Regions from separate parts of the Homo sapiens genome. Here region 2 is linked to region 1. A link is a contact called in ENCODE Hi-C or POLR2A ChIA-PET data. All regions are on one chromosome and are shown on one strand. Each heading gives the region's core, a stretch centred on a gene start or an enhancer-like site at or near the end of the contact. The rest is flanking DNA. Distances are from core to core; before and after follow the strand shown.

Evidence for each region. A loop is a pair of places that touch in the nucleus more often than their neighbours do. ChIA-PET counts read pairs that join two places held with the same protein, here RNA polymerase II (POLR2A). Pooled maps may share reads with other maps.
Region 2: a loop to region 1 is called in a pooled map, with 2.1 times the contacts of the local background. The contact joins two enhancer-like sites. A Hi-C loop is called at or near these places in 2 of 37 single-sample maps with no recorded cell type and 3 of 50 pooled maps. POLR2A ChIA-PET finds 5 or more read pairs at or near these places in 4 of 52 experiments (B cell, activated B cell, activated CD8-positive, alpha-beta memory T cell and 1 more).

The regions. Positions count from the first base shown.
Region 1 is chr10:62,015,864-62,018,840 of GRCh38, reverse strand. The region is part of intron 4 of ARID5B (AT-rich interaction domain 5B); the gene reads right to left. Among named protein-coding and RNA genes, the nearest start is that of ARID5B, 120 kb to the right of the region's middle. Within about 2 kb of position 1,545, at least 5 of the 41 ENCODE cell types and tissues checked have a DNase peak (open chromatin) inside an H3K27ac peak, as active enhancers do; they include B cell, where a contact is called at or near this core.
Region 2 is chr10:62,107,791-62,110,767 of GRCh38, reverse strand. No RefSeq gene overlaps it. Among named protein-coding and RNA genes, the nearest start is that of LINC02621, 150 kb to the left of the region's middle. RefSeq lists enhancers at 867-936, 967-1,016. Within about 2 kb of position 1,432, at least 5 of the 41 ENCODE cell types and tissues checked have a DNase peak (open chromatin) inside an H3K27ac peak, as active enhancers do; they include B cell, where a contact is called at or near this core.

The sequences.
Region 1 (2,977 bases), core at 296-2,795:
AAGCAGATCTTTGTCACAGATTGTTCTTGGTGAACTGTAAATATAGCAACACATTAAGAAGTAAATATGATGGGGAAGACCAAACCAGCCAACTTTCATTAATGCAAAATATCACCAGGTCAGGATCATAAGACATAATCACAAGACAGGGTGGTCAAGCAGATGTTTGTATCTGAACACCCACAAAAAATTACCTTCTGTGCATAAAAGACGACAGTGGTGGGGGCGGGGGAGGGGCAGGTTTGAAAAAAAAAAAAAAAGGTCAGGAACGCGTCTCATGCCAACATGGAGACCGGGCAATATTTACCTCTCTGGCACCCACCCAGTCTTTGGAAACGTAAAGATAATAATGATATTGGTATTACAACTACAAAGCCTTCCAATGTGCAGTTCATTTAAAAGTCTTTAAGCCAACTATTGATTATCTGTGGTGACGAAGGAAGGCAAGGATAAAAGAAAACACAGAAAATCCAATGGCTTATCTTTCCCACTGGTTTCTGTTTCATTCATGATCCATTCTTTCCAAGGGCCATTAAGAGCAGCAGAAGTGATTTCATTTTTTCTTCCTCTCCTTTTCTCTGCCAACCTTCGGATGGAGGTGCTAATGAGCTGGAATAAACTCAAACGAAGGGAGAGGAGGTCTGCCCAGGAAGTCAGGGACTTAGATAATCTACATAGTGGGGCCTCTGTCCCTGATAATAAAAAATTAATTGCCACCTTGCAGAGATCATTTAAAATATCTATTATATAGAAAACCCGATTATTTTTGACACTGGATCTTTTCTTCCAACTGAATCTATTTAAATCATCTCAGAGGTCAAATATCTGGCCACTTCTTTAAAAATATTCTTTCAAAGTAAGATAAATGGCTTTCTCTGGCATTTATACTATTGAATAATAAAAATGTATTTTATCTCCTCTACACACAAACCTTACTTTCTCTAAATAGCCCACTGTGAACATTATCAGTGAATTTTGCTCAGTGTACAAATATTTTATGTATTACAATGAGTAGCAGAACACAAAACTTGCAAATATTTATTTTTAGACATATGGGAAAAAAAGCAATTAGAGCTAAAAATGTGAAGAATGAAGAGCTCACTTAGAAGCAATTACATTGGACATGCAAACTGTTCTGCCATCAAACTTTTATTCAGATGCTGTAGAGCATATTAAGAAATATCACTTGCACACACAAAAAAGAAAATATTATTTCACAACCAAACATTTCCAATCACTATAAACAACATCTGGGGGTCATTAATAACTTACTCTGCAGCTGAATTAGCCAAATAATATGTGGCCTGACTCAGAATTCCTAAATTTCTATTTTTGAAGAAAAAAAAAAAAGCAGAACAAAACAAAATACCATGACTTATTTTTTTTTTCGAGACGGGGTCTCGCTCTGTTGCCCAGGCTGGAGTGCAATGACGTGATCTTGGCTCACTGCAGTCTCCGATGCCCAGATTCAAGCAATTCTCCCACCTCAGCCTCCTCAGTAGCTAGGATTACGGGGCATGTCACCACACCTGGCTAATTTTTGCATTTTTAGTAGAGACAGGGTTTCACCATGTTGGCCAGGCTGGTCTTCAACTCCTGACCTCAGGTGATCCACCCACCTTGGCCTCCCAAAGTCATGGCTTATTTTTTCAAATATGTTTGCTGTCTGGGCAGTTTATATGAATATACAAACGTATGTAGACATAAGGGACAATTTGTGTACACATACGAGGCACATACTGTTTATGCATTAATCACTACTTCCCCTTACGTGGTGTCCTGTTTTTGTTTTGAGGAAGTTTAAAATTGTAATATTGAGTTCACTCTCTCTGCTCAGAGGCTAGTATATAATTAGCATATTTTTCAGACTAGTAAGAATCTAACCATAAGCAACATCTGAGAAGCCTCCCATTCCAAACTACTACAAAGCCTTTTGTACATAGCCTCATAACACATTTTAAGAACAGGCATACTGTTCAAATATGCCAGCCCTAAGATAAAAGAACTAACAATTTTACTGCCACACAACCCACTGTACTGAAACACCCCAAATATTTATACTAACAGGAGTTGAAAATAGTATCAGAGGACAATGCCAAAATATTTCTTCCACTCATTATTAGCAACAGTCTTTGGGAAGACAGATGCCAAGAAGCCAGTGCTTTTCTAATTCACTGGGTCCTATCACATGGTCTGTTAGTATAGGTTTCGTGGGGAGCAACAGACTGGTTGACTTATGGGCAGGGTAAAATTGTCTTTAAGACAATCCGTATTTACAGGGTTTTATTTTAATGCCTCTCAATCTCAAACATCACTTTGAAAAGTATTAAATTTCAATTGTAAGATACACTGTTTGGTTCAAATTTCAATATCTCCAGAATTGGTGGCATCTCAATTGATGGCATTTTACAGTTGTTAATCAGCAGTGCTTTTTATTGTATATGCAATGTGGCACATATAAAAATGGTGTATCTTAGAAATGATGTCTTAAAATTTAATGAACCTCATTGGTCTATATCAGAGGTCAATACATTTTTCTGTACAGGGTCAGAGTGTTGGTATTTTCAGCTTTGTGAGCCATACTCAAGTCAGCTGTCATAGCACAAAAACAGCCATAGATAAGATGTAAGCGTATGAGTGTGGCAGTGTGCCAATAAAACTCTGTAACAGGCTGAGCGCTGCACATGGCCCGTGGGTTGTAGTTTGCCTTATGGACAGTAGGCTGCAAACAGCACACTGACCTATGAGAATAGAGCCAGCTACGTACAGTGATGGAACCTTAGCCGCAATGCTGAATCTCCTAAAGGCACAAACTCCACCATCCTCTGAGTCTTAGTCGAACAATTCACCTACGGCAAGTGCTCCACATATGCCAGATAAGGCTGAAGTGAATAACAGTGTTTAAATTCACACTGTTAGGCCAGGTACGGTGGCTCATGCCTGTAATCCCAGCACTTTGGGAGGCCAAGGTGGGCGG
Region 2 (2,977 bases), core at 183-2,682, 92 kb before region 1:
CCAATTGATAAATGAGAAAATTGAAATTTGGAGGTTAGGAGACCATCCAAGAACATACACAGAGCAGGACCGAGGGCTCCTGACTCTTTATTTGACATCCAGGGGCTACATTGTGATGCCTTTTCTTTGCGGGAGGGAATAGGAGAATGCAGAAATTTTCTTTGTGTCTAAAATAGATTAGAAGGTGTAAAATCCAGGCCCTATCTTCTATCCACTGTGAGTCAGAACAAACTGTGTCTGCCTTCCATGGTTTTGAAATAATTTTGATCTAGGAAAGAAGGAAAAAGGAAAAAAGGAAGGGAGGGAGGAAAAGCAGAAAAAGGAACAAGGAAGACGAGAAGGGAAATGTTAATGAGGATATTTCTTTCCTTTTTGGTGTTGGGAATTCTCTGGAGGGTTTCCAGCCCTGGGCTAAAGGATACCTTCTTCTCTCATTCTTCTGGGCCACAGTTGCATTCGGCCTGAGGTTTCTATGGGAGACTAGATTTCAGGTCTATTTAAAGAGACAAGATGATTTGCCTACTACACCTTTTTGTTGAAATTTCTCAATCTTTTCCCATACTCTACTTCTTCTGAATTACATTTTGCCTCCTCTTGCTTTATTTGTATTCCAGCTAAGCCTCACTTCCTCAATGTCCTTCCACATTCTCAACAAAGTTGTATCAGATATTTATTGAGCTGGAACTTATTATATACAGTTACTTTCACTTCCCCTTTCTATGGATACTGCAGACATCTGTTTGAGTAGCTTTATTAGCCCTATTTTTTTACTTATGGAGACAAGGACCCAGAAAAGTTAAGTGATAACTTACCCTGGTATATAAGTCACAGTACTAGAATTTGAAGCCAAATCATGCAATTCCAAAGCCCATGCACTTTCTGTTATATCAGAGCCACTTCCTCTTAACACCATGTTAACCATTTAATAGCAGATTTGGCTGCAAATGACAGAACATCCCATTAATAGCACCTTAAACAAATGGGAAGCTTATTTTTCTCACATAATGAAACATGTAGATGAGCATCATCAGGCCTAGTGTAGTGGCCCAGGGATGTCAGGGGAGACTCAGCTTTGCTCTGTTCCACTGTGCCCTCCTTAGCATGTTACTTTCACCCTCAGACATGTTGCCACTGGTTGTAAGATGGCGACTCCACCTGCAGCCTCATGGCCACATTCCCAAAAGAAGAAAAACAGGGAAGGAGCAAAAGGCCAAAAGAACATGCCAGTTGGATTTGTCCTTTTTAAAGGTCTTTTTTAGGAGTCTCACAGATACTTCTGCTTTTATTTCTTTGCCCAAATGGTGTTGTGGGGGAGCCCCTTGCTGTATGGATAAAGAAGAGATGAGTTGGAGATTGGGTCAGCCAACCAACAACACCTGCTTCATCTTACTTGGCTGAAATTCTTTACCTCTTTACTTTCACATGGCTGCCTAATTGTTTTCTGAGACTCTTCAGAAGCATCCAGCAGTTCTGTAAGTGTAGAAACTGGTTTTACCATCTCTTGCACCCTGCCTGAGGCTAAGCTGGCCTCAAGGAATGACCAGTAAAGATTGACTGGAAAGAACTTCCCAAGAAGGCCATGGGAGAGGAAGAGCTTAGGAGATGGGTGACAGATGGGAGAAAACTCAGCCAGGATCATAGGACACATTCCTGGGGTCCTGCAGGTCCTGGAGTCATGCAGCTGAAGGCTGCTGCATGGTTAGGCCCCTGGGACATGCAGGGTTCATAAGAAGGTAGGAGGGATATAAGCCATCTCAGTCTGCCCAACTAAGCAGAGGGGAGGAAAAGCATGAGGTGAGCCTGTATCTGTTTTTGCCATCTCACTCCACTTTATCTATAGAGAGGAAATGCTTGCACAAATCATAATGACATTCTCTTTTAAGCCTGATTTCCTTTCATTCATTTTAACTCTCTTGATGCTGAAGCCAAGCTCTCTGATGGCTACATATGGGGGAACCATTATTATGGGTGGCAAGTGGGGGGATCTGTGAGCTGATGGAAAGTCTCCTGCTCTAGAAATAGCTCTTCCTGGGACCCTAGCAGTGTTGGACAGGCCACCATTTGAACTTAAATCTTTTTGGTCAAAACATTATCTGGTATCTTTTTCTTTATTGCTGCCTCTTCCACACTTTTTTTTTCTCTAGAGGCAGGATCTTGCTATGTTGCCCAGGCTGGAGTGCAGTGGCTATTCACAGGCATGTACTACAGTCTTAAACTCCTGGCCACAAGCCTTAGCCTCCTCTGTAGCTGGAACTACAGGTATGCGCAACCACGCCTGGCTCTCCCACTTTTTATTTTATTTTATTTTTTATTTTTATTTTTTACTTTTATTTTTTATAAACTATAGACATTTAAAGAAGAAAAAGTCTGGGTGCAGTGGCTCACGCCTGTAATCCCAACACTTTGGGATGCTGAGGCAGGTGAATCACTTGAGCTCAGAAATTTGAGACCAGACTGGGCAACATGGTGAAACCCCCGCTCTAAAAAAAAAATACAAAAAATTAGCCAGGCGTGGTGGTATGCACCTGTAGTTCTCAGCTGGAGGCTGAGGTGGGAAGATCCCTTGAGCCTGGGAAGTTGAGGCTGCAGTGAGCCATGATCGTGCCACTGCACTCCAGCCTGGGTGACAGAGTGAGACCCTGTCTCAAAATAAATTAATTAAATAAAAATAAAAAATAATGGCTGGGTATGGTGGCTCACGGCTCTAATCCCAACACTTTGGGAGGCCAAGGCGGGTGGATTACTTGAGGTCAGGAGTTTGAGACCAGACCAGCCTGGCCAACATGGTGAAACCCCCGTCTCTTCTAAAAATATAAAAATTAGCTAGGTGTGGTGGCACACACCTGTAATCCCAGCTACTCGGGAGGCTGAGGCAGGACAATCTCTTGAACCCAGGAGGTGGAGGTTGCAGTGAGCTGAGATTGTGCCACCGCACTCCAGTGGGACCCTGTCTCAAAATAGTAATAATAATAATAAT